Linked DNA regions of Mus musculus: region 1 is linked to region 2. Evidence: chromatin loops called from intact Hi-C (ENCODE). Cell type or tissue: left cerebral cortex. All regions are shown on one strand.

Region 1 (4,000 bases), 120 kb after region 2:
ACTTAAGACCAAGGAGTTGGTTCACTAGGTTGAGTGCGTGCTGTGCACACATGGGAACCTGAGTTCACATTCCAGAACCGATGTAAAAGGCTGGTGCCTGTACCACCAAAACTTGCAGCGAGGAACTGCCGGAGGCAGAGACAGGTAGATTTCTAAGGCCCACTGGCTAGCCAGCCAGCCTGGTTAGCAAGCTTTGGGTTCAGTGAGAGACCCTGTCTGAAAATAAGGGAGGAGTGTGATTGAGACAGGCATGCAATGTCACCTACTGGCCTATGTGTGTACACACAGAGGCAAGCACCAATGCATGCACCATGCAAGCACACACATGCAATTAAAAATAATACTTGGAAAGGGGGCAGGAAGGAAGGAGAGGAGCGAATCTGCATGGGTGAGAAGCTGGACTCTGGCTCTCTCGGCCAGGCTTTCTAAAACCCTGCCTCTCATTGCAGGTTTATGAATGACCGAGTCCCGGCGCACAAGAGGTACCAGCCCACTGAGTATGAACACGCAGCAAACTGTGCCACCCATGCTGTGAGTTAACTTGTGGGGTGCTGACATGGGGACCCTTCAGGGTGGGGGCAAGGAAGGCACTCTTCCTCAATCCGTTGTGTATATGTTGTCTCTGTGTGTGTATAAGCAGGTGCCCATGGCAGTCAGAAGAGGAGGTCAGGTGCCCTGGAGCTGGAGTTACAGGCAGTTGTAAGCCGCTCAATGTGGGTGCTGGGATGGAACCCAGGTTTTCTAAAAGAGCACTGAAGGCTGGATGTGATGGTTATGGTTGTGATGGTCTCCTCCTCCTCCTCCTCCTCCTCCTCCTCCTCCTCCTCCTCCTCCTCCTCCTCCTCCTCCTCCAAGACAGGGTTTCACTGTGTAGCCCAGGTTGGCCTTGAACTCAGAGATCCACCTGCTTCTGCCACTGGAGTGTGGTGGTGATTAAAGGAGGGGGCCACCACCGCCTGGCCTATGGTGCACATCTTTAGTTTCAGCACTTGGGAGGCAGAGGTAGGAGAATCTTTGTGTGTCTGTTGCCATTCTGGCTTAGAGAGTGAGCTCCAGGACAGCCAGAGCCACATAAAAAGATCCTGTCTCAAGGAAGGAGGAGGAAGAGGAGGAGGAGGAGGAGGAGGAGGAGGAGGAGGAGGAGGAGAAGGAGGAAGGAAGGAAGGAAGGAAGGAAGGAAGGAAGGAAGGAAGGAAGGAAGGAAGAGAAAACAGTCGTCTCTTTGGCTCTTTATTTATATTTTTGTGTGTGGGCGCCTGTATGGAGTTGGAGGCAGCTCTCAGGGGTCAGTTCTCCATGTGCACTGTGGGGCTCAGGGCTCAAACTCAGGGGTCAGACTTCCATAAAAACTTCGGCCCACTCCACCTTATTTTGTAGGATTCTCTGTCACACTCACCTGCTGACCCCAGGGATCTGCCTGTATCTGCGTCCCAATGCTGGGCTTCCAAAAACACACCAAGTGGCTCGTCTTTTGACACGGGTGCTGGGAATGTGAATTCAGGTCCTCATGCTTTACTGATGGAGCTGTCTTTCCGGTCCTTCCTGTCCCCTCCGGTGTGACCTGCTCTCAGGGCCCCATAGGATGACAAGGATCTAAGGAAAGCACTACGGACTATGGAACTGAGTACGCCTCTCACTCAACAAACCCCCAGTGGCTTCCTAGTACCCAGCAGAACATGTACCCGCTCTGGCTTGTCTCTGGCAGGCCCCAGCTCTCCGCTCACACAGCCACACTGCCACACTCTTGTCCAGAGCCCCTGACTTCCTCTGCTGCTTGCCATTCCCATGACTTCATGCCTTTGCATGTGGTGTCCCCATGGAAACTTCATGCCTTTACACATGCCGTCCCCCTCCCGGGAACACTTGCCACCCCGATCCACCCTGCCTATCCAACCCCTTTCACTATGCAGCCAAGGATGAGCTTGAGTTTAGTCCACACCTCCTGAGTGCTGGGATTGCAGGTGTATACTACTCTGCCTGCTTTATGTGCTGCTGGGGATGTCATTTGGGAATGACACACAAGCCCTCTGTCAACACAACTATGGGACTGTACATTCCATAAACCTTGAAAGAAGACTGGAGACATAGTTCAGTTGGTAGAGCCTTGAACAACAGTGAGAGGGAGGCCTTGGGCACCATTCCCAGCACTGCAAACCAGAAAATAAACCTAGAAGGACTTTTGGACTTTTCATCCTAAAGCAATGATAAATGTTTAAGACGATAGCTGTCTTTGACCTGAGTTTGGTTCTCAGCATCCATAGCTGACAGCTCACAACAACCTGTAGCGCCATCTTCAGGGGACTCTACTGCCCTCTTCTGGCGTCCATTGGTACCTGCACTCACATGCACCACCTCTTAACATAGTTAAAAAATAAGTACTTGCCGGGCGGTGGTGGCGCACGCTTTAATCCTAGCACTTGGGAGGCAGAGACAGGCGGATTTCTGAGTTCGAGGCCAGCCTGGTCTACAAAGTGAGTTCCAGGACAGCCAAGACTACAGAGAAACCCTGTCTCGAAAAACCAAAAAAAAAAAAAGTACTTAATTGATGATGATGTGTTGGTTGTGAAGAAGAAGAAGAAAGGAAGAAGGAGGAGGAGAAGGAGAAGGAGGAGGAGGAAGAGGAAGAGGAGGAGGAGGAGGTAGAAGAGGAGGAAGAGAAAATCTGCATAGAGCCAGGTGTGTTGACACAGGCCTGTGACTCTAGCCTTTGGGAGGCTGAGACAGGAGATAGTTAGAGTTTGAGACTCGTCTGCTGAGAGAGCCATTTTCAAACAGAAATTTCATGGTACCACATTAGCATGTACAACTTAAAAAAATCTTGTGTGTGTGTGTTTGTATGCAAGAGTGTGAGCACCTGTGTGTTGAGAGCGGGGACAGTTGCAGGTGTCATTTCTTACCGTCCACCTTGCTGGTCTGTTTCACTGGTGTAACCCAGGCTGGCTGGTCCATGAGAATTTGTGTATTCTTTCTTCTCAATGTGGAAATGTTGGGATAATGTAGAAGCCGCAGGATTATAGACATGTGCTGCCATGTCACCTAAACCACAGGAATAAGGGTCCTAAATAGAGGTGTTGAGGAGACAGAACAGGAATGGGGAAATAAAGAAGACTGAACACTGATATCAGGAGATCTGCAAGCACTCGTGACTCATACCATAAGCATAGCATCCTTTTTTTTTTCTTCTCTCTCTCTTTTTTTTTTTTTTTTTTTTTTGAGACAGATTTTCTCTGTTGAGCCCTGGCTGTCCTGGAATTCACTTTGTAGACCAGGCTGGCCTCGAACTCAGAAATCCACCTGCCTCTCTGCCTCCCGAGTGCTAGGATTAAAGGCATGCATCACCACGCCCGGCCTTCTTTTTTGGGTTTTTGTTGTTGCTTTTGTTGTTGTTTCTTTCCAGAGACAATGTTTCTCTGTGCAGTCCTGGCTGCCCTGGAACTCACTGTGTAGACCAGGCTAGCCTCACAGATCCTCATGCCTCTGCCTCCCGAGTGCTAGGATTTAAGGCGTGCATCGTCCTAGATACTATTTGCAGGGGCAAATGAGACAGAGTCAGCAGAAATCTATCACACAATGGGATGAAGTCAGCAGAAAGCTAATCAAGCAATGTTGCACAAAAGGGACACAGCGTATCTCACGTGTGTCACAGACACAGTGGCCTTGGGACTGATAAGCACAGCCCTTAGTAGGAAAGAGTTGGGTTCCCGGGATCTGGAGTTGCACCTCCCCCAAGATTCTGGCCCCAGGCCATTACTGGCTCTGTCAAGCATGTTCATGCTTTTAGACAAAGAACTATGTTCCTTCTCCACCCATCAGGGACTCAGGGAAAGCCTTGGATTGCCCTGGCTCCAACAACCTTGTCTGGCACTATGTGGGGTTCTCGGGATCTGGACTCAGGTCTTCACAGTTGTGTGGCAAGTGCCTTTCCCATGAGCTAGTCCTCCAGTCCACTATGTGCAAGTTTTATTTTGTGATTGTAATTTCCTGTCTATGGATATTTTTC
Region 2 (4,000 bases):
CTCTTTCTCTCCTATACACTCCGCCCAATCTCTACCTGCGCTCTCCGCCCCTGGCCCTACCCAGTCTTTACCATATTCCCCGCCCCATTTTCTTTACCTATGCTCCACTCACTCTATATGACCCCGCCTCTGGCTCCGCCTCTGAACTGCCCACTCTAATGCCCCCAAGCCTCTTTGCTGTCTTCACCCTCGTTCCTTCTGTGCCCTTAGCCAGCCCCAACCCAGACCACAGAGCCTGCCCCCTTTCCCTGCCTTCCTCTCCGCTGGCCCTAGCCTCACCTCTATTCTTTCTTCACCCCTATTCCTTCCCCGCTTCCCTTGATGCGTGCTGGGCCCTTCTTCCATCCCCCTCTTCCCCTGCTCCTACTTCATTTGCCTAGTTCCACCCCCATTATTCCCACATGCTCCACTCTCCTCCTCTGGGCCCACTTCGTCCCACCTACCTGGCCTCACCTCTAGCCCTCATACATGACTTCTTATTCACTACCTGCTAGCTCCGCCCCATCACTTCCCTGTGCCACGCCCCCATGGCCCCTCCCACAGCCTTCACACCAGCCCTGCCTCTCTGCCCCGCCTCCCACTCCCATGCTTGTTTCCCCCACACTACCACTCCCCGACGGCGTGGACTCATCCTATGCTGGACCGTGGCTTTCAGCATAAGCGCTGCCTCTACCCATTCACACTCCACTTGTCTTTGCCCACTTCTCTCCACTCTCAGGTTACAGTATCTGACAGTCTAGCATACAGGAAGGTTTGGTGTCTTAGCTGGCCGTCCTCACTTCTCAGTCCCTTCACGATTCTTGCCAGGCTTAGTCTCCTGGAGCTCTAGGTGATCTGCGACAATCTGGGGCTGGCACTGATTGCTTCAGTAGGGCCTATTCTGACCCTGGTCCTGGCCACATGCCCCATGGGGGCCATAAAGATAAGACCAGGAATTAAGTGGGAACAGTACCCTAAGTCCTTACAAACTGGGACCTGTTAATGGGGGCCAGGAGTCTTCAGGACCGAGGCACAGAGAGATGCATTTGTCTGGATACCCCTCCTCTTGCCTGCATTCCCACTTCTTCGTGGAAGCCTGCTTGGTTCTACCCATGCCTGGGGGCTTTCTTGTCATCTTGCTAGCCTCTCTCTCACAGAGCAAAGTTCCTAGAAGTGTCTGTTTTTTTTTAATGGTCTCTTCTTACCGTAGTTCAGGTTGGTCTAGGATTCAGGGTTCTTGTGCCTCAGCCTCTAGAGTGTTGGAATGACAGGTGTGTATTACCATACATACCAGGGAACAGTGTGTGCCCCCTGACCTTCTTTCACAACTCTGTAAGCCACAGAGGTGACCTGTTGGAGGCTCCAGTGAGTTATAACAATGTCAATGTGCAAGCCCCCAAGGCTTTGCATAGTCTACAGCTCTGGGGGTATGATTGTAGCTCAGTACTATTTAAACTACGTGTGGTGCCTCATGTCTGTTATCCCAGCACTTGGAAAGTGCAGGCAGGTTGAGGCCAGCCTGGGCTACAGAGACCCTGCCCTTACTCCTACCCCACCATGGAACTAAAGGAGGAAGGAAAGGAGAGAAGGAAAGAGTGAAGGAGAGAGAGTGGGAGAGAGAGAGAGAGAGAGAGAGAGAGGGAGAGAGAGAGAGAGAGAGATGGAGTCAAGACATGAAATCAGGCAGGGACAGGAAGTAGTTGGGGATATATTTTGTCAATGAAGGGGACAAGACTAGATCCCATTTTAATGTCTTCTTCTTCATGAGAGGATGAAGCAGGAGGATCAAAAGTTGAGGTTAGTCTAGTTATAGGGTGAGTTGAAGGCCAGCCTGAGCAGGTTAGAGTGATGCTATTGTAAAATGAAAGGTAAAAAGAGAGCTGTGAGTTTGGATCAGTAGTATGGCATCTGCCTAGAATCCCCCAGTGAGGGGCTGGGGTGTGGCTCAGTGGTAGAGCCCCTGCCTAGCAAGAGGGTCTTGGTACCATCCCCAGAAGTGCAAATTGAATAAGTAAATAAACAAACCCCTTCCTGGTTCAAATGTCAATTGGGACAACTCTTCTGGAATGTACACTGACCTTAAAAAAAAAAAAAAAAACAACAAAAACACCCTGTTGGTCCAGAAAATCTAACCCAAAGAATTAGTTCTAAATATAGAAAGGCTTTACATGCTAAGATGTTGGTGGCAATAGCAAGCACTGCAGGTGGCTGAGGAGCACAAGAAGGTGCGGATGTCACATGCCTCCCAGCAGGGAACAATAAGAACGCTATATTGAAAAACCCAGGAAAATCAGTGCAATCATGTGTAAGCTCTCCAGCGAAATCTTAAGCCCCCAAGATATGTACATGGTTAGAAAGGATTTAGAATAATATGGAAAGCCAGAAGTATGAAAGTGTGAAGTGACACAGAAATAGGAAGTGGGACAGAATCCAGAAGATGACTTCCACTCTCTCAGTCTAGAAAAACCAGAGGAGCAGGGTAAAGTGGCTTTCTGGGAAATGACAAATGAGCAGAAACCTGCCATCAGAAGAGAAAGAACTAGGAGGCTGGGGAGATGGCTCAATTAATAACATACTTGCTGGGCAAGCATGAGGACTCAAGTTAAAAAATCCCTAGAGCCCACATTAAAAATGGTGACATGTGCCTGTAATCCCAGCACTGGGAGGAAGAGATGAGAGAGAGAGAGAGAGAGAGAGAGAGAGGGGGGGGGGGGAGGGGAGAGGGGAGGAGAGGGGACAGGAGAGAGGGGACAGGAGAGAGGGGACAGGAGAGAGGAGAGAGGAGAGAGGAGAGAGGAGAGAGGAGAGAGGAGAGAGGAGAGAGGAGAGAGGAGAGAGGAGAGAGGAGAGAGGAGAGAGGAGAGAGGAGAGAGGAGAGAGGAGAGAGGAGAGAGGAGAGAGGAGAGAGGAGAGAGGAGAGAGGAGAGAGGAGAGAGGAGGAGAAAGGAGAGAGGAGGAGAAAGGAGAGAGGAGAGAGGAGAGAGGAGAGAGGAGAGAGGAGAGAGGAGAGAGGAGAGAGGAGAGAGGAGAGAGGAGAGAGAGAGACCCTGTGGCTAACTCTCTGCCATTCTAGCCATGTCAACTAGCTCTAGGTTCAGTGAGAGATTCTGTCTCAATAAATATGGTGGGACTGACAAGATGTCTCAGTGACACACTACACACACAGACTCACACACACATACACGTGCACGGTGGACACATGCACAGACACACACACATACATGCACACACACAGACACACATATGCACGTGCACACACATGCACACATGTGCACAAACACATACACATGGACACACACACATGGACACACACATGGACACACACATGCACAGACACACAAATGCACATGCACATACACATACATGCATGCACACAGACATGCACACATATATGCACACATGCACGTGCACACACATACACATGCACACATGCGCACAAACACACACACGGACACACATGCATGGACACACACACACAAAGAAACTTACGTAGAATAAGATCTGGAGTCTAGAGAGACTAGTATAATAAAGAATTCTTATTTCTCTGCTCCCACACACTGGGCTTTAAGTCATAAGGAGATCCTATGAAAGTTTTAAAAGTGGAGGAACCCGAGTTCTTAAAAGCACAGGGAGAAAAAGATGCTTCAACTCCATGAAGGTTACCCTAAGAAAACAACAGTCCATCTTTGAATAATAGCAGAAAAATCTAACTATAGCAACAAGAGCTGAGGGCATTTTGGAAAACAGGGATATGCTACACTGCAAGTGACAGGGGTCTCTCTAAAGAATACATATATATTTTTTAATTTTATGCTTGTGCTTTGTCTGCACATTTAGATGTACATCTGTGTCTACCTACTGCCCAAGCTGGTCAGAAAGGAGCATTGTGTCCCCTGGAACTGAAATTACAGTTGTGACTCACCATGTGTGTGCTGGGATTGAGCCCAGGGACCTCTGCAAGAACAAGTATCTTAACAACAGAGCCATCTCTACAGCTTCCCACCCCGTGTGTGTGTGTGTG

The links. A loop is a pair of places that touch in the nucleus more often than their neighbours do. Peaks named below come from ENCODE experiments on the same cell type or tissue, not always from the same donor. Only the 100,000 strongest peaks of a DNase experiment are listed, where the experiment ranks them.
Region 1: it touches region 2 in a loop (2.2-fold over the local background); 23 of 42 quality-filtered maps call a loop at or near these places.

Annotation. Positions count from the first base shown.
Region 1 is chr5:142,576,712-142,580,711 of GRCm38, reverse strand. Mmd2 (monocyte to macrophage differentiation-associated 2) reads left to right here. Exons shown (of 7, transcript NM_175217.6): 2 at 450-531. Among named protein-coding and RNA genes, the nearest start is that of Radil, 28 kb to the right of the region's middle. In left cerebral cortex, a CTCF peak has its summit at 2,331 (motif pointing left); a DNase peak (open chromatin) is centred at 3,766.
Region 2 is chr5:142,697,854-142,701,853 of GRCm38, reverse strand. It overlaps a transcript of Slc29a4 not described here. Among named protein-coding and RNA genes, the nearest start is that of Slc29a4, 2.2 kb to the left of the region's middle. In left cerebral cortex, no CTCF peak of the experiment used is centred here; DNase peaks (open chromatin) are centred at 537, 2,405 and 3,907; H3K4me3 peaks cover 167 bases.